Linked DNA regions of Homo sapiens: all the other regions are linked to region 1. The links are chromatin loops, found by intact Hi-C in ENCODE. Cell type or tissue: spleen. All regions are shown on one strand. Links, peaks and the distances in the headings refer to the core of each region. The heading gives the core; the rest is flanking DNA.

Region 1 (6,621 bases), core at 528-5,527:
AGTTTCTCTGCATCTGATAGAGAACTTCCATGAATTTTTGTTAGTTTCATCGCTTTCAATGAAGCAGATCCCTTAACACAGAAGTCCCCAACCTTTTTGGTACCAGGGACCGGTTTCATTGAAGATGATTTTTCTTTCTTTCTATTTTTTTTTGAGACAGAGTGTCACTCTGTCACCCGGGCTGGAGTGCAGTGGCAGATCTTGGCTCACTGTAACCTCTGCCTCCCAGGTTCAAGTAATTCTTGTGCCTCAGACTCCCGAGCAGCTGGGATAACAGGTGTGCGCCACTATGTCCAGCTAATTTTTGTATTTTTAATAGAGGAGGGGTTTCGCCATATTGGCCAGGCTGGTCTTGAACTCCTGGCCTCAAGTGATCCACCCACCTTGGCCTCCCAAAGTACTGGGATAACAGGTGTGAGCCACGCTGGACCAGAAGACAATTTTTCTATGGACTAGGGTGGGGGTTGAGGGATGGTTTGGGGATGATTCAAGCACTTTATATTTATTGTGCTGTTTATTTCTATTATGATTACATTGTAATATATGATGAAGTAATTATACAACTCACCATGATTATAATGATATAACTCATGTCATGATGTAGTGCATGACCGTACTATCAATATGACTTATCACTGTTGGCATTGACCTTAATCACCTGCCAGAGATAGTGTTGGTCAGGTTTCTCTACTGTAAAGTTACTCTTCTCCCATTTTTGGAAGGAAGTCACTACATGCAGGCCACACTTCAGGAGTGAGGAGTTATGCTCCACCTCTGTGGGGGTGGAGTATCTGTGAGAATTCATTGAACTTCTTCCGCATGGAAGACGTGTCTCTTCTCCCCCTTCTACACTCAGCCCTCTGTATTCTCTGATCCCACATCGTGGATTCAGCCAACCACAGATAAAAAATATTAGGGAAAGAAACCCAGTAAAAATTCATACAAACTGGCCGGGGACACTGGCTCACGCCTGTAATCCCAGCACTTTGGAAGGTCGAGGCGGGTGGATCACCTGGGGTCAGGAGTTTGAGACCAGCCTGGCCAACATGGTGAAACCCCATCTCTACTAAAAATATAAAATTAGCCAGGCGTGGTGGTGGGTGCCTGAAATCCCAACTACTCAGGAGGCTGAGGCTGGAGAATCGCTTAAACCCAGGAGGCAGAGGTTGCAGTGAGCCAAGACGGCACCACTGTACTCCAGCCTGGGTGACAAGAGCGAAACTCCATCTCAAAAACAAAAAACAAAAAACAAAAAAACAAAAAAACCAAAACCAAACCAAACCAAAACAAAAACCAAATAAAACAAGCAACACAGAACAGCTATTTACCTAGCATTTCTATTGTATTAGGTATTATAAGTAATCTAAATATAATTAGAGTGTACAGAGGGATGTGTCCTGGTTATGTGCAAATACGATACCATTTTATATAAAGGACTTGAGCATCCATGGATTTTGGTATCTATGGGGGTCCCGGAACCAATTTGCAGTGGATGCGGAAGGAGAACTGCATTTATTTATTCAATCATTAATATCAGTGTGGACTCATGGGTGTTTATTCCATGCTTTGGGTTATGATCCAATCTATTTTATTTTGTTACTCAAGTTGTTCCAGTTTTGACTATTGGGATCTCTTTCAGTTGGATCCTGTGACCCTTTGACGTCTCCCCACTGATGTGGGCTTTTTTTTGGTTTGTTTGTTTTGAGCACTTTCCTACTTTCTGGTACTAGTAGGTGCTCCTGGCTTATCCTGTGTATTTCCTGCCCCAGTCTTAGAATCGGTCATTTCTCCATGGAACTTTGGTTTCTTTTATTGGCAACACGGTGAGGCTCCATCTCTACAAAAGATCATGGGCTGGGCATGGTGGCTTCACGCCTGTAATCCCAACACTTTGGGAGGCCAAGGCGGGCAGATCACTTGAGCTCAGGAGTTCGAGACTAGTCTGGGCAACATGGTGAAACCCCATCTCTACCAAAAATACAAAAAACAATTAGCTAGGAATGGTGGTGGGCACCTGTAGTCCCAGCTACTAGGGAGACTGAAGTGGGAGAATCGCTTGAGCCCAGGAGGTGGAGGTTTCAGTGAGCCAAGATTGCGCCACTGCGTTCCAGCCTGGGAAACGGAATGAGATCCCATCTGAAAAAAAAAAAAAAAAAAAAAGGCTGGGCATGGTGGCTTTGGCTTGAAAGCGCTGAGATTACAAGTGTGAACCACCATGCCCAGCCAAGACTGCTGAATTTGTGCATGCAATTCTTGTGTGTGTAACCATCAGAACGGCACGCCCCACCCTTTTAAAGTTTTATTTTCTTATAGCGGAGAGCTACGACAGAACCTCCTTTCTATCTTATTCTTGAAGTACCTTTAAGCAGGAATAAGATGATCAATATAAAGCCAATGATTGCCAGCTTCTTTATTAATGTGGCTATTTTGTTTTTCATAAAAATTGTCTCACATTTTTAAAGACTTCTATAATATATAAAATATCGTAATATTGCTCTTCTTTCTATTCTTCCTACCAGGATTAGTAGAAAATTTTCTGTGAAAATAATCTTTAGTTTATTTTCCAGAAACTTCTCCCCCACAGAAGCTCTTGAAAATACTTTTTGGTTTTGTTTTGTTCAAGAGACAGCTGAATATAGCTCTTGGAGAGGAGATCCTCTGACATGAATTGACTGAGACAGCTTGTAATAACATTAGTAGGTATTTTCCGGGCACAGTGGGGAAGGTGTCCACAATATATACCCGTAAAATCCTTTGGGATTTTGTGTTCAGATTTTTTGCAAGTCAAAAACATAAGTCCCTGAAGGTAGTGGTTTTTGTATTTAAGAAAGGCTTTTCTTTTTTTCCTTTTTGTTGTGTTAATCAGTGTGGAATGACCTTAACACCAGAGGGCAGTATTTTCTAGTAGTTGCCAAAATGTCCTTGTAGTCGGTGTAATTATCTGATGGATTAAAAAAGACAGCTTATGTTTTCCCGGGTGTTGCCGGTATAATGCACATAGCCTGGGACTCATACCGAAGGTCATAATGCATCTAGTATTTTCTAAACCACGGGAATTTTTTTTCTTTTCTTTTTAAACCCTTCTGTTCGGTGGAGTTTAAGCTCCCTGAATTAATTTTCACAATAAGCCGTGCTGTTTACAGGGGTTGTGTGATTGGCAGGAATGGGTGGCTTTCACACAGCACCATTTGATCCCAGCCCAAGCCCAAAGGAAGTCCTGTCTTATTAAGGAGTAACAGGCAGATTCGTGTGAGGCCAGCGGGCTTGAGTTTGGCTTCAAGGATGGTCAGAATTCGTGAATTTCTTTCCAGAAGGATATCCGGGTCTTCCTGAGAAGAGAATGGGCTTTTTAAATCCAGAAACTTTCATACAATTTATTTCATACACACTTTTACTTTTTGCAGTTTAAAAACTACAGACAATAGAGAGGACATTTAAATAGCCTACATTTGGTTACCCATTTCTCTTTGCTTGCTGGTTTCCATTTAATGTAACTGCAGAGTGAATCTTCTAAAATATGTTCTTACTCTTCCGATATCCTTGTTAAAACAGGAAAGCCTATGCGTATTAACCGGGTAGTTTCTATTTTCTCCTTTTAAAAAATGTTTCCCTTGCTTGCTATACATCTAACACATATTCATTGTAGAAAATAAATGTGGCAGGGCAGATGCAGTGGCTCACACCTGTAAACCCGGCACTTTGGGAAGCTGAGGTGGGAGGATTGCTTGAGCCCAGGAGTTTGGGACCAGCCTGGGCAACATAGCAAGACCCTGTCTCTACAAAAAATAAAAAAAAATTAGCTGGGCACAGTGGCGCACACCTGTAGTTCCAGCTCCTCAGGAGGCTGAGGCAGGAGGATTGCTTGAGCCCAGGAATTCGAGGCTGTAGTGAGCTAGGATGGTGCCACTGTATTCTGGCCTGAGCGACAGAGCGAGCCTCTGTCTTACAACAGCAACAAAAACAACAACTTGTAATCTCACCTCATAGATAAGATTTTGTTGTACACACTTTTTCCTTGGAAACAGATTGTACATGCTATTTTATAATTTGTATTATTCCCATGATAATGTGATGGGAACTTTACTAAAAAGTTCTAAATTCAAGACCAGCCTGGGCAACCTAGTGAGGCCCCATCTCTACAAAATGAAAAAAAAAAAAAGAAATTAACAATGCATGGTGGCTTGCTCCTGTAGTCCCAGCTATTCAGGAGGCTGATGTGGGAGGATCACTTGAGCCCAGGAGGTCCAGACGGTGGGGGGCAGTGATTGCGCCACTGCACTCCAGCCTGGGGAACAGAGTGTAATTGTATTTTGCCACACTGCACAATATCACTTTCAATGGTTGTTTAGTATGTTCGAGTATGAATGTATATAGTTCATTTAATCAGTTTACTCTCTTGTTAACAGTACATGAGTCTGACTATTCACACTCTTGCCTACCGTGGGTATTATTATTTTGTCAATCTGCTGCATTCATTCAACACATAGATATTGATTACTAACCATGTACTAGGCATATTCTCAGTGCTTGGGATAGATTATTGAAAAAAACAACCTCTGATCTCATGAAACTTATATTTGAGTGGAGGACATGTACATACATGATAAATGTTATAAATAAGTAAATCCTTTAGCATTTTAGAAAGCAAAAAGTGCTATAGTTAAAAAAAAAACAGAGCAAGTTAAAGGAGTAGGGAGTGGAGAAGATTGTAGTTTTTTAATTTTAAATTTATTGTAGAGGTGACATCTCCCTGTGTTGCCCAGGCTGGTCTCTAACTCCTAGGCTCAAGCAGTCTTCCTGCCTCAGCCACCCAAAATGCTGGGGTTAACGGTGTGAGACACTACACCTGGCCAAGGATTGCAGTTTTCATTTTTATTTTTATTTTTTGAGAAAGGGTCTTGCTCTGTCACCTAGGCTGGAGTGCAGTGGCATGATCTCAGCTCACTGCAACCTTCATCTCCCAGGCTCAAGTGATCCTCCTGCCTCAGCCTCCTAAGTAGCTGGGACTACAGGCCCATGACACCAAGCCCAGACGTATTTTTTTTGTAGAGACAGGGTTTCACCATGTTGCCCAGGCTGGTCTCGAACTCCTGGGTTCAAGTGATCCTCCTGCCTTGGCCTACCCAAGTGCTGGGGTTACAGGTGTGAGCCCCTGTGCCTGGCCAAGGGTTGCAGTTTTAATTAGAGAAACCAAGGTAAGCCTAATTGAGAAGGGGGCATTGCAAGACTTGAATCAAGTTATTTGAATTTGCAATTTTATTATTACTATAGCTGATATGGTTTGGATCTGTGTCACCACCCAAATCTCATGTTGAATTGTAATCACGAGTGTTCGAGGTGGGGCCTTGGTAGGAGGTGATTGGCTCATGTGGATGGGTTTCCTCTTGGTACTGTCCTCATGATAGTGAGTTCTGGAGAGATTTTGTTGTTTAAAGTGTGTGGCACCTCCCCCACCTCCCTCTTGCTCCTGTTGCCACGATGTGAGATGCCTCCATCCCCCTTTGCCTTCTGCCATGACTGGAAGCTTCCTGAGGCCTCCCCAGAAGCAGAGGCTGCTATGCTTCCTGTACAGCCTGCAGAACTGTGAGCCAATTAAACCTCTTTTCTTTATAAATTACCCAGTCTCAGGTATTTCTTTATAACAGTATGAGAATAGACTAATACAATAGCTAAACTTTCTTTCATATGTTTATTCTTTTTTTTTTTTTTTTTGTGATGGAGTCTCTCTCTGTTGCCCAGGCTGGAAGGCAGTGGTGTGATTTTGGCTCACTGCAACCTCCGCCTCCCAGATTCAAGCAATTTTCCACCCTCAGCCTCCCGGGTAGCTGGGACTACAGGCGTGCACCACCATGCCCGGCTAATTTTTGTATTTTTAGTAGAGATGGGGTTTCGCCTTGTTGGCCAGGCTGGTTTCAAACTCCTGGCCTCAAGTAATCCACCCGTCTTGGCCTCCCAAAGTGCTGGGGTTACAGGCGTGAGGCACCACACCTGGCCTACATACCTTAATGTAAAAATACTTTATTGGTTCCCAGTTTCTATGTGCATAGAAGATGGGAGGTCCTCTTTCTGTGCCTATTACAGCTGTGGCTTCCGGTCCCAAGCAGCATCTGAAGCGGGTAGCAGCTCCACAACGTTGGATGCTGGATAAATTGACTGGTGTGTTTGCTGCTCGTCCATCCACTGGTCCCCAAAAGCTGAGAGAGTGTCTCCCTCATATTTTCCTGAGGAACAGACTTAAATATGCCCTGACAGGAGATGAAGTGAAGAAGATTTGCATGCAGTGGTTCATTAAGGTAGATGGCAAGGTTCGAACTGATATAACCTACCCTACTGGATTTATGGATGTCATCAGCATTGACAAGACGGGAGAGGGTTTCCGTCTGATCTATGGCATCAATTGTCGCTTTGCTGTACATCGTGTTACACCTGAGGAAGTCAAGTACAAGTTATGCAAAATGAGAAAAATCTTTGTGTGCACAAAAGGAACCCCTCACCTGGTGATTCACGATGCTCACACTATCCGCCACCCTGATTCCCTCATTAAAGTGAACGACACCATTCAGATTGATTTGGAGACTGGCAACATCACTGCTTTGAAGTTCGACACTGGTAACCTGTGTT
Region 2 (6,621 bases), core at 529-5,528, 320 kb after region 1:
CCCCCAGGGTGGGCACAGGCCCAGGGTGACTGATGGCACCTGCCCAGCCTCTTGAGGACTTTGGCCAGTGGGAGGTGTTGACAGCATTTCCCAAGTGAAATGCCACATGGAGATTAATGACCCCCGAGCTGCGGGCTTTGGGTGGGCAAGGCTGGAGCATAGCGGGGCCCCCCAGCCTGCCAGGTCTGTGGAACGCTTCCTGCACCCCAGTCCTCTCAGCCCCTTCCAGGAACAGTGCTGTGGGTTCGCTACCTTTGCCCGGGTTCTCAGGATCTCTCAGAAATGGTTGCCTCAGCTTCACGCCTGAAACCTCAAACACAAATAATTTTCAATTTGCCTTGGAGTTTCAATCCCACAATCCGATGTTAAATAATAGATTAGCTGCCTCAGGGAGAGAAACAGGATTTAAGAAGAAGAAATAACTAAAAGGAAAAGTAAAATTCAGCACATCGGTTTGGAGAGCAAGAATGCAGCCTTCCCTCCCGGCCCAGATTTGCCGACCCCATCTCATCCTCCCAGACGTGGCTCGCTTCCGGGTCTTAGGGGACTGTCATCCACACAGCATGGTCTCCCCAGAGGCAGGCTGGAGGCGTCAGCAGTCCTGGGCTCATCTCCAGCTGGTGCGGCCAGATTGGCAGACTCCGTCTCCCACGCCCCTGCTCTCAGGCCCTGCACGCGGAGGAGGGGGCTGACCTGTAGCCCCAAAACCACCACCCACCAAGGCAGAGAGAGACAGATGGGTGTGGGTGGTCACAGGCAAACTCAGGTAGTCACAGGCAGGTGGATACAGGCTGGAACAGGTGACAGCAGGCAGGTAAGCAGGCAGGTAGCAAGTGTGAACTGATGGAGCCAGAGGCACAGGTACAGGACCACCGTGTCACCAGACCCCAGAGGAGGCTGAAGAGGGTCCCTCTGTGGGGCGTGACTTGTTCACAAGCCCTGGAACCGAGGTCATCTCCATCCAGGAGATTATCATGGTGGGCAGAGGTGAAAGTCATCATCGTGATCCTGGCCACTGCCACCCCTGGCCACAGTTTGCCTGTCACCACAGGAAACCACACCATCTCCAAGGTCACAGGTCCCCAACTCCCGCCTCACTTCCTCCGCAGACCCCAGCGCCTTCTCTCTGCCTATCAGCCCTTCCTGTCTTGATGCCCTTCCTCATCCAGCCTTGTCCTGATTGGGTGACTATTCTCTGTGTCCTTCACTCCTCTGTCACACAGGTCTAGGAGGAGCCCCGCTGTGACCTTGCTTATGCTGCAGCAGGAAGGCATGCTGGTGCCCTGCACATCCATCATAAACTGCAAATGGGTGCAAAGCAATGCCTGAGACACTCCCTCTCTTTCTCCAGAGAGCTTGTCTTTCCCTTGCCCTAGTGACCATTCAATTCCTTCTCTGCTGTCGCAAAACCTCCTACCCCATTGGAACACCAGAGAGCCAGTAAGAACTGTGCACTCATGGGCACACAGAGCCAGGGCCAAACCATCAGGCTCTGAATTCTGGAAGATCCCCATTATAGCTGTGTGGCCTTGGGCAGATTACTTAACCTCTCTGTGTCTCAATGTCTTCATCTGCAAAAAATGGGGAGGATGATAACGGTCTTCCAGGGTTGTAGTGAGGATTAGATAAGCTCTTATATGTGAAACGCTAGCCAGGCGAGGTGGCTTAAGCCTGTAATCCCAGCACTCTGGGAGGCCGAGGCGAGTGAATCACTTGAGGTCGGGAGTTTGAGACCAGCCTGTCCAACATGGTGAAACTCCGTCTCTATTAAAAATACAAAAATTAGCCCGGTGTGGTGGCAGGCCCCTGTGATCCCAGCTACTCGGGGGGCTGAGGCAGGAAAATTTCTTGAACCTAGGAGGCGGAGTTTGCAGTCAGCCGGGATCGCGAGGGGCAGGGTACAAAAAATATGAAATACTTAGAGCAGTACCTGGTAAACCGGTAAATTCCATAGTTACTTATTACTTTAGGTGCCAAGGCAGGAGATGCTAGTGTGATAATGGCTTGGGTTAAATGACAGCCCTGGAGAGGGAGAATGGACATGGATTCAGTATGCCCTTGGGAGGCAGGGCGAAAGGGACGATCCAGGGCTTGTAGGGAAGGCTGAGCCGGGAAGCCGGGAGAGGAGGGGCTTGAGGTGTGAAAGGTGTGCGGCTCAGGTGAGACGTTCAAGTGGAGACACCCGCTGGACGTGCCGACAGCTGGGGGTGAGGCGGCTGGCCATGGGGGTCTACCGATCAGGGCTGCAGGGGCAAATCCGGGAGTCTAGCACAGGGGTGATGGGGAGCTCGCCCAGGGAGTGTGTAGGCAGAAGAGTGCCTGGGATTGCCAGCGTGCGGCAGTGGAAGGTGCCTTGTCAGCGGACTCTGCGGGTGGCAAGATTGGAAGGCAGGCCAGGGTGGGGTCCAGAGTGGAAAAGGAGGTGAAGCCATGGGGGCTGAGGGGTGGGTTCTGCCAGGAAGGAGAGGAGAGAAATGGGCAGGCGCTGCAGGGGCCATCTGGCTACGGCTTCCCCGTTTTTAAAGGTGGGGCATTGACAGCTTGTTTTCTGCTGATGGGAAAGCCTGCTGTGTGTGCAGAGAGGGCGCAGGTGCGCGCGGGAGGTGCTTAAGGAGTAGGCTAAGGGACTGGGATCTGGTGTGTGTGTGTGTGTGTGTGTGTGTGTGTGTGTGTGTGTCGGGGGTGACCTCTGGCCAGTGCAGGAGGGGAAGTGGAGGACAGGGCTCAGCGTGGGAAGTGCATGCACTTGGCTGAGACAGTGAGGGACCTTCCGGTTCTTCCCATTTATTTCAATGCAGCAAGAAGCCCCGTCCTGAGCCGTGCATGTTTCTGTGTGTTTACGTGTGTGTCTGTGTGTCCGCGTGCATCTGGGTCTGTGTGCATGCGTGTGTCTGCATATCTGTCTGGGTGTGTGTTTGTGAGGATGGGTGTCTGTGTGTCTGTGTGTGTGGTTGTGTGTGTCTGTGCGTCTGTGCCTGTGTGTGTGCATGCATTTGTGTTTGCGCGTGTGCGTTCGTGTTGTGGTTGAGGTTGGAGAAGGCCTGACATCACCCTGATGGAGCGTGCAGGACAAGCCCCCGGGGAGGTTGTGGATGTCACTGCTTTAGGGGCGCTGCGGGTGTTTGGGGGCTTAGTGTTAGCACAGGCGGGTCCCCTGGAGCTGGTGGGTTTGAGAGTAACCTCTGGAGGCCGCCCGCAGACAGTGGAGGGGCGGGAGCCCCGTGACCCCATGGTTGGGAGGGCGAGGTGACAGAGGAGCCGACTGCGCGGTGGGGAGGCTGGGGACGCGGGGCGCCCGGGAGCTGGAGCCGCGCGGCCAGAGCGCTGCTGCCACCTGGCGGCCCCGCCGGGGATCCCCAAGCCGCTGCTCGGGAGCGGGGACTTAGCCCCACCTGGCGGCGGAGAACGGCTCTGCGCCTGTGGGTACGAACGCGAGGGAGCCCCTGCCGGCCGCTTGGGCGCAATCCCAGCTCCAACTCCTGCGCTGCACAGCTCTGGCCACGCCTTTCTGTGCCTCAGTCTTCTCACCTATACAGTAGAGCGAGGCATGAGTGGACAGCACCGCTGGGAGAGGGGCACTGGGCAACGCACACGAGGCCACAGCGCAGCACCCAGCACGAGTGACCCCCGACACCTGCACCCCCGACACACTCAGGGTCCCAGTCCCTTGGTCTCCTCTTTAAACACCTCGCGCACGCACCTGCACTTCTCCACGCTCAGCACTCACTGTCCACTTGACTCAGGCTGGCATACCCAGGTGGCGCGGAAGGGTCGCCCAGGCCCGTGACAGGAAGTTGCTCTCTCTGCCCTCTGCCCCTGCCCCCTGCCCCCTTCCCTAGCTTCCAGAGCTCTTGGCACCTCCAGCTGCTCCCCTGCTCCTCCTTTCCTGAGGCCGGCCCAGGGTGAAGGAGAGGCAGGAGGATAGTCCCCTAGTAGCCCCGGCCTGGCCCAGACCCCGGGTCCCCCTCTGCTGCCATCTCCCAACAGAGCCTCTTGTGCAAAGCGTGCCCTGGGCAGTGAGAAGGGCCAACAAGCAGCCAGGCCAGGGCAGTGTGAAGAACCCAGCTCAGGGCTCCCACACCCCCTCCCCGGCCCGGGCAGGGCAGTGGGGCTAACATACAGTCCTCTCCCCACACCCTGCTCCCCGGGGCGCCTGCCTATTCCTCATTCAGGAGTCATGGTACCCATCAGCTGGGAGTCCCCGGAGGTAGGGGCAGTGTTACTTGAGCCCAGACTACCCCACCCCCAACTTTCACCTTTGCCCATTTCTGGATCCCGTGGTTCAACACAGCCTCTTGTGCCCAGCTCTGGGTCCCCTGGGCTTGTAGAGCAGTGGAGGAGTGAGGGACGCCAGCAGGATGTTCGCTGGGTTCACCACGAGTGCTCCCTGAAGAGGAAGGGGCCAAGAAGAGATAGGGGCAGTGAGGTGAGGCCGCCTCCAGGCCTCAGAACCATGGGCTCCACAGGCTCCTGTCCCCCACCAAGGGGCTCAGCCCTGAGGATGAAATTGGCAAACCCTGCCTGAGAGTAGGGGGAGATGATGGGGGACCCCCTGTCCACTGCCTGCCTGACTTTGTCCTGGGCCCCTTGGACAGGCCCTGTATGGGCCACCAAACCCTGTCGAGACAGCAGGGAGGAGGGGGAGCTGGGGGGAGCCAGAACTGCCCGAGTTTCCCACCTGACCATCTGTGTGGACCTTGAATCCTATCTCCCCAGGATACTCAAGGCCTTTGGGGCTCCCAAGCCCCAGGAGGGACCCTAGGCTTTGGGACGTCTGTTCTCGTCACCACTCAGAGAGTGGGGCTCCCATCCAGGAGGTCTCAGCCACTCAAGGGCAGAGGCCTGGCAGGGACTTCCCTGGGGCCGCCCGGAGGGGCCCACAGGGGGACCAAGCTGGGGAGGGCCCTGGGGCTTGGGCTGTTCTTCTCCCAACTCAATGGGCCTCCTTTGCCCCTGGGAGCTGCCAGTGGCCCTTTCTAGGGTCTCTGATCAGTTGGCCCCTTCCAGGTGACATCCACAAAATGGCCAGCGAATGGGCAGGGAGAGACGAGGAGCAGGTGCACGAGATGGTCCTGGAGACGGGCAGGACTCAGACTGCACACAGCCCACACCCGGCATGGACGCGGGCTCACACACAATGCACACCCCTCACTCCAGGAACACACACACACAGACACACACGCTCCCACTGACCCCATAGCACAGGCTAGAAACACACACACACACACACGCTCACACCCACCCCACAGCACAGGCCAGATACCTCCCTCCCCCCACACACACCCACATACTCATTACCCATTTAGCCCACAGCACAGGCCAGACACCCACACAGACACACACCCACGCAGACACACAGACCCACATTACCTGTATGCTCACTCCCATCCACATGATACAGGCCAAACATACACTCACACTGTACAGGCCAGACACACACAGAAACACACATACAGACATACACTTACACCCACCCACCCCACAGCACAGGCCAGACATACACACAGAGACACACACAGACACAAACACACACATGCTCACACCCACCCCACAGCACAGGCCAGAGACACACACACACGTTCACACCCACCCACCCTACAGCACAGGGCAGAAACACACACACACACACAGACATAGACACAGACACACACACACACGCTCATACCCACCCACCCCACATCACAGGCCAGACACACACACCCACATGCTCACACCCGTTTATCCCACAGCACAGGCCAGACATCCACACAAACACACCCACCCACATGATCCATATGCTCACACCCACCCACAGTACAGGCCAAACACACACACTCACAAACACACATGTGGAGAGTATAGGCCAGACACACACATAGACATATACGCGCTCACATCCACCCACCCCACAGCACAGGCCAGACACCCACACAGACACCCAGACACACACACAGACACATGCACACGTGCACACACACATACTTCCCTACCACTGCACTGAGTCGGCTCTTCCTGAGCCCTGTGAGGTTTGGGGCTGGGGTTGGGGGTTGGAGCTGGGTTGGTCTCCAGGCTGGGCCTCTGGCCTTCAGTTGGAGGTCACTCTCAGGGCTGTCAAGTGGTGATCATGGTCACTGCCTGCACCTGTCTTCTGTCATCACCACCTGCAACAAAAGCCCCCCACTGATGGATGCGTTGTGTGTCCACGTCTGTCCAGCTTGAGCCGGCGTTTCTCTGAGAGATGATACAAGTGCATGTGCCTTCTCCCCCGACACACACATGCAGACGCACACACACGCTCACCCAGGGGAGGGGCTGTGTCATCCTCACTGTCTCCAAGCTGCTCCCAGATGCTGTGTCAGCGGAGAGTTCAGGTGTTCCCTGCTGAGCAGATGCCATAGGGGCACTGCCTCTGGCTTCACCAAATGCACCCATGACCAGGGACACTTTCCTGCACATGAACGTGGTCTCACGTTTGAGCACCGGGACCCAGGGCACCTCTTTTTAGGTTGTCCTCAGCCAGGCACTTCCCTGTCTCCTCTCACATGGACCCTGGTCCTGGCCAAGGTGCAGGGCAGCTACTCTGGCTTTCTGGGCCCCTCAGCATCTGCTGTCTCAGCTTCCACGGGTCCCAAGAGTTCCCCA
Region 3 (6,621 bases), core at 514-5,513, 54 kb after region 1:
CAGAGTTTCACTCCATCACTCAGGCTGGAGTGCAGTGGCATGATTTTGGCTCACTGCAACCTCCACCTCCCAGGTTCATATGATTCTTTTGGCTCAGCCTCCTGAGTAGCTGGGATTATAGATGCCCGCCACCATGCCTAGCTAATTTTTGTATTTTTTCTTTCCTCTTCTTCTTCTTCTTCTTCTTCCTCTTCCTCTTCCTCTTCCTCCTCCTCCTCCTCCTCCTCCTCCTCCTCTCCTTCTCCTTCTCCTTCTCCTTCTCCTTCTCCTTCTCCTTCTTCTTCTTCTTCTTCTTCTTCTTCTTCTTCTTCTTCTTCTTCTTGGTAGAGATGGGGTTTCATCATTTTGCCCAGGCTGGTCTCGAACTTCTGACCTCAAGTGATCCACTCACCTTGGCCTCCCAAAGTACTGGGATTACAGTCATGAGCCACTGCACCCAGCCTTTCCTTCCTTCATTTTCTAATAACATGGTCCTCACTTCCTTCTGAGCTATCACCGGTACCATTCTCCAAGTCCAGATTTCTATTAATGGCTTGTTTAAAGCAATTTATACTTTTTCTATGATGCTCATCACAATTCTTCCAGCCTCCACCCATTACCTTATTCCAAAGCCACTTCTACAGCAGCACCCTACTTCTAGGTACCAGAATCTTTATTAGTTATCTATTTCTGCTGTGCTATAAAGGATTCAGCAGGTTTAGGTAGTCTGATTCTTCCACATTCCAAAGAAAGGTTTGGTCCTTTCCTGGCTACTGGGAGACAACCTCTAATCTCCTGGAATCTCCTGTCTGTTAACAATGTCTTTGTTTATCTGAGGCCTTGGGCCATGTAAGATAGTTCATGTTAACAATGTGATTGATGGCGGGGGCCTTGTACTACCCAGTATGATCTCAATCTCTGGAGGTGCTGGAGACTCGAGTCAGCCATGCAGGCAGTCAGCCATGCCTAGGTAACCAACCTTCAATAAAAGCCCTGGACAGAAAGGCTTCAGTGAGTTTCCCTGTTTGGTAATACTCTGTGGGAGCTGTCATTCATCATTGCTGGGAGAATTAAGTGCTGTCTACATGACTCCATGGTGAGAGAACAACTGGAAACTGATGCCTGGTCTCTCCTGATTCTTCCCTATGCATCTTTTTTCATTGATGATTTTAATCTGTATCTGCTCACTGTGATAAACTGTAACTGTGAGTGTAATGGCTCTGCTGAATTCTGCGAGTCCTTCTAGTGATCATTGAAGCTGAGAGTGGTGTTGGGAAATCCTTGAACACAGCTGCATAAAAAATTACCACAAACTTAGTGACTTAAAAGAAAACATGCATTTATTATCTCACAAGAGTCTGGGCACAGATTAACTGGGTCCTCTTCTTAGGGTCTCACAGGGCTGCCATCAAGGGATTAGCTTGACTGTGTTCTAATCTGGAGGCTCAACTGGGGAAGAAGGTGCTTTCAAGCTCACTCAGGTTGGTGATAGAACTCATTTCCTTGTGGTTGTGGGACTTAGAGTCCTGGCTTCTTGGTGGCTTTCAGCTCTTAGAGGTTGTCTTTAGCTTCTTGATAGATTGGCCTCCTATCCTGGCTGCTTATTTCTTCAGAACTATCTTGAGAGAGAGTGTTAGAGTGAGTTTGATAGCAAGATGGAGTCTTAATAGTATGTAATCTTGGGAGTGACATCCTATTGATTTTGCTGTATACAGTTGGTTAGAAGCAAGTCACAGCTTTGCTCACACTCAAGCAAACTATGTCCTCCTTCAAGGGGAGGAGTTTATTCAAGGATGTGAATACTCATCGTAGAGTGTGTTTACCACACAACTTCCCTATAAAGGGAAAGAGAGAAATGGGGGCAGTAATGAGAAGGGAAAGAAAGGCCAAAACTTTTTTTTTTTTTTTTTCTTTTTTTGGAGACAGGGAGTGGAGTGGAGTGGAGTGATGTGGTGCAATCACCACTCATTGCAGCCTCAAACTCCTGGGCTCAAGGGGTCCTCCCCCTTTAGCCTCCCGAGTAGCTGGGACTACAGGTGCATGCCACCATGTCCAGCTAATTTTTAATTTTTTTTTTTTTTTTGGTAGAGACAGCAGTCTCATTATGTTGCTCAGATAAGTCTTCAAGTCTTGGCCTCAGGTGATCCTCCTACCTTGGCCTCCCAAACTGCTGGGATTACAGGCATGAGCCACTGCACCTAGCCAAAACTTATTTTTTTTTTAACATGGGAAAAATTTGTGCTGATAGGAATGATTCACTAGAGAGGAAATCATGGATAAAATCCTGTTTTATGGGTCAGCCATTACAGTCTTTTAAATATTAAATGCAATTAAAACTCTTATTTTGTCTCTCATATATCACAAAATACATAATTTATGGGCCCCACTTTCCCCAAATATAAAATGTAGATGTTGACCAGGAGCGGTGACTCATACCTGTAATCCCAGCACTTTGGGAGGCCGAGGTGGGAGGATTGCTTGAGGCCAGGAGTTCCAGACCAGCATAGGCAACAAAGTGAGAACCTGTCTCTACAAAAAATAAAAAAAAATTCAGCTGAGCATGGTGGTGCATGCCATAGTCCTAGCTACTGAGGAGGCTGAGGTGGGAGGACCACTTGAGTCCCGGGAATTCAAGTCTGCAGTGAGTTATCATTGTGTCACTGCACTCCCGGCTGAGTGACCGAGAGAGACCCTATCTCAAAATATAAAATAAAATAAAAATCATGCTCACTGAAAGGGTTTCAGATAGACTTGGTATTTTTGGCTTCACTACTATTTTATTTGTAATTCTGGGATAGGCTCTGGGCCTCAGAACACCCTACAGTGGATATTGTTATGAAGACACACATGAAGATGTCCTGTCGATGGTGTGGCAATGAGTTTGTCTGAGATGGTGACACTGACGCACATTTTTCTGTCTCCCGGAATACATGTTTCTCAATCCTTAGCTTTTGAGTGGTTTTGCCTACAGAAAGGCCCCGGCGCAGTGCCCCCTGCTGGTGAGTGGCAGCCAGGCGCGTGCGTCATGTCAGTGATGGACACAGTGGGTCCCTTTGCTGACACGGACCTTGGGGGTGATGCTGAGCCTGCCAGGTTATTTCAGATCAGGTCATTAAAGCAACAGAAGGTCGACTCGATGTAAAACGAGCAGCTCCCAGTATTCTCTACATTTTTTAGACATGTGATGATTTGCTATAGCTCATTTTGGCTGATAAAATATGAACACTTCACAAAATATTTGTATTTCAGCCTCTGTCTTCATTCATTTAACAAGCCATTTTGCCCTAATTCCCAGGAGCTGTATTCTTCTTCCATTGGGAAACCTAACTTGAGCCTCGGCAGAGAAGATTTTAAACATGAAATAGGTTAGCAGTGTTAATTTAAAAAAAAATCAGAAAAGCATTTAAAACAAAAAAGCCCCTTTCTCTTTCACTTCAGTGAAATGAATTAGCATTCATTTGTGCAGGTTTCTCAATGGTGATGAGCATCTTAAAGAAAATTAATTAAAACTAAGAACAAGATTAGTGTTTAGATTATTATTTTAACCTTGGCCTCTGGTGAAGGTAGTAGTTTTGTAATGAATAATTATCCCCTTAATTTTGTTCCCGTCTAACTGCTTTGTATATATCTGGGGTGGGTATGTCATGACAGTGACATTTTTGGTAGCCTTTAATTCAGGAATGCAGTCCACACACTTCAGGATTTTAGTGTCTTAGGTTCACGGGCAGGTGGCTTCTCTACTTTGGCATTTCCACGAGGCAGGAAGGAAACCAGGAGAATGTGTATCCTCAAACCCAAGTGAACCAGGCATACCCAGAAGGAGGAAGAGCTCTGTTGAGTGAGCTGTGAGAATCAACCATTGTGGAGGTCATGGTTAACTTGTTGGGAGCAGTTTCTGTGGAAGGATGGGACAAAAGTCTGATTAGAATGGGTTTACAAGAGAATGGGCTTTTCCAGGTGCCCATCAGTGGTGGGCTGGATAAAGAAAATGAGGTGGCTCACGCCTGTAATCCCAGCACTTTGGGAGGCCGAGTCGGGTGGATCACGAGGTCAGGAGATCGAGACCATCCTGGCTAACACGGTGAAACCCTGTCTCTACTAAAAATACAAAAAAAAAAAAAAAAAAAAAATTAGCCGGGCTTAGTGATGGGCGCCTGTAGCCCCAGCTACTTGGGAGGCTGAGGCGGGAGAATGGTGTGAACCCGGGAGGCGGAGCTTGCAGTGAGCTGGGATCATGCCACCGCACTCCAGCCTGCACGACAGAGGGAGACTCCGTCTCAAAACAAAAAACAAAAAACAAACAAACAAAAAGAAAATGTGGTACATATACACCATGGAATACCATGCAGCATAAAAAAAATGATGATATCATGCCCTTTGCAGCAACATGGAGGCAGCTGGAGGACATTATCCTAAGCCAACTGACAAAGAAAGAGAAAACCAAATACTGCCTGTTCTCACTTATAAGTGGGAGCTAAGCATTTGGTACACATGGACATAAAGATGGGAAAAATAGACAATGCAAACTAATAGAGAGGGGAGAGAGGTGGTGAGGCAAGGGCTGAGAAACTACCTATTGGGTACCCTACTTACTACATGGATGACGGGACCATTCATACCTCAAACTGTAGCATCATGGAAGACTTGTAACAAACCTGCACGTGCACCCCTTGATTCTAAAATAAAAGCCTTGCTTATTTCTTTCTCTTTCCCACTTCTTCCGTTTCTTTCTCTTCCTGAACAAATCCTTTTAAAAGTCATTAGGTGGGACCAAGCAAGGTGGACATCCATACAGAGCAGCAGGGAAGCCCTACCATCCTGAAGCAGGTGAGGAGGGTATCCACATGGGAGGGGTGGGGATGGCCTAGCCTGGGCTGTCAGAGATAGCCAGGGTGAGGTTTGGTGGCTGATGCAGAGCATTGGAACCTGAGTCGGATAAGAAGGCCTCCCTGCTGAAGGCCGGCCCAGCTTGGAGCATCGGAGCATTGGAGTGTGGAAAGCATTTGTGTAGGATGACAGCCCAGTGTGGGGTGTCTGATCATGAGTGGGGTAAAGAAGTGCTCCGCATAAGAGGGCAGCCCTATGTGAGGCATCAGACATCTCCCAGGTGAGAGCATCCATGCAGCGGGTATCAGAATTCAAGCAAGAGGTCAGGCTCTGTGGCTCACGCCTGTAATCCCAGCACTTTGGGAGGCTGAGGCGGGTGGATCACTTGAGGTCAGGAGTTCGTGACCAGCCTGGCCAACATGGTGAAACCCTGTCTGTACTAAAAATACAAAAATTAGCTGGGAGTGGTGGCGGGCACCTGGAGTCCTAGCTACTCGGGAGGCTGAAGTGGGAGAATCACTTGAGCCTGGGAGGCAGAGGTTGCAGTGAGCCAAGATTGTGCCACTGCATTCCAGCCTGGGTGACAGAGTGAGAATCTACCTCAAAAAAAAAAAAAAATTCAAGCAAGGTGAGGCAGGCATCCACCTAGGAGCGCTGCCTGGCATGGGGTGTTGGAGTTCTACCATGGTGGGTGGCCTGGTATGCGGGGTGGGGGTGTTAGATCCTGGACAGAGTGAATATGGGGGTGGAAGTGCTACCTGGCATGGTGTGTCAAAATATGAGTGGCAGAAGGATGGCTGGGGGCTGGGCATGGGCATGGTGGCTTCCACCTGTAATCCCCACATTTTGGGAGGCCAAGGGGAAAGGATTGCTTGAGGCCAGGAGTTCAAGAGCAGCCTGTGCAACATAGCTACATATTTTTTTTAAAAAATTAGCCAGGTAGTGGTGCATGCCTGTAGTCCTGGCTACTCGGGAGGCTGAGGTGGGAGGATCGCTTGAGTCCAGGAGTGCGAGGCTGCCGTGAGCTGTGATTGTGCCACTGCACTTCAACCTGGGCAACAGAGCAGACCCCTGTCTCTTCAAAAACATCTTGTTTAAAAAGAAGTATGACTGGGCTAGGAGAGTACAAGAGGAACCTGAGGAACCTAGAACATCATATTCCAGAAGGTAAGTGTGGGATCCAAGAAGGATGGAGACAAATAAAAAGACACAGAAGCCATCTTGAAATGGTTTCCATCGGCCCAAACTGGGACAATTGAAGCATCAGATTAATGAGAATAATGGACTGAAAAAGATAGAAATCCATGGATCACGTTGGTTAAATGAATAAGTGAATGAATGAATGAATTTATTCACTTATGAATTATTCATTCATTCACAAATGAATGAATGAATTATGAAAATACTCAATAATTATAAAGAGAAAAAGTCTCTTTACAGTACAGAAGTCCAGAAGACCTCCCCCCACCCCATCCCTTAATCAAGTGACCAAACTGAACATCATCAACAAACGGGCAAACCGAAATTATGTATTACTTAATAAGATGCAATGAAAACTGAAATTATGTATTACTTAATAAGATGCAATGAAATAACTGTATGCCAAGGATGCATTACCTGAATCTAAAAAGCCAAACCCAAATTGATGGACAGCCTACAGTTTAACTTGCCTGTAATCTTTTTTTTTTTTTTGAGATGGGGTCTTGCTCTGTTGTCTAGGCTGGAGTGCAGGGGTGCAATCTCAGCTCACTGCAGCCTCAACTGCCTGGGCTCCAGTGATTCTCCCATCTCAGCCTCCTGAGTAACTGGGACCGA

What was found. A loop is a pair of places that touch in the nucleus more often than their neighbours do. Peaks named below come from ENCODE experiments on the same cell type or tissue, not always from the same donor. Only the 100,000 strongest peaks of a DNase experiment are listed, where the experiment ranks them.
Region 2: a loop joins it to region 1, with 7 times the contacts of the local background. A loop is called at or near these places in 100 of 110 quality-filtered maps.
Region 3: a loop joins it to region 1, with 4 times the contacts of the local background. A loop is called at or near these places in 25 of 110 quality-filtered maps.

Annotation. Positions count from the first base shown.
Region 1 is chr19:34,092,773-34,099,393 of GRCh38, reverse strand. It overlaps the pseudogene RPS4XP21. Among named protein-coding and RNA genes, the nearest start is that of LSM14A, 76 kb to the left of the region's middle. In spleen, for the core only: a CTCF peak has its summit at 2,870 (motif pointing right); no DNase peak of the experiment used is centred there; H3K4me3 peaks cover 342 bases; H3K27ac peaks cover 451 bases; H3K27me3 peaks cover 1,937 bases.
Region 2 is chr19:33,774,954-33,781,574 of GRCh38, reverse strand. No RefSeq gene overlaps it. Among named protein-coding and RNA genes, the nearest start is that of KCTD15, 19 kb to the left of the region's middle. RefSeq lists a silencer at 3,189-3,348. In spleen, for the core only: CTCF peaks have their summits at 3,173 (motif pointing left) and 3,385 (motif pointing left); a DNase peak (open chromatin) is centred at 3,384; H3K4me3 peaks cover 1,274 bases; H3K27ac peaks cover 646 bases; H3K27me3 peaks cover 4,169 bases.
Region 3 is chr19:34,038,472-34,045,092 of GRCh38, reverse strand. No RefSeq gene overlaps it. Among named protein-coding and RNA genes, the nearest start is that of LSM14A, 130 kb to the left of the region's middle. In spleen, for the core only: a CTCF peak has its summit at 2,974 (motif pointing left); a DNase peak (open chromatin) is centred at 2,972.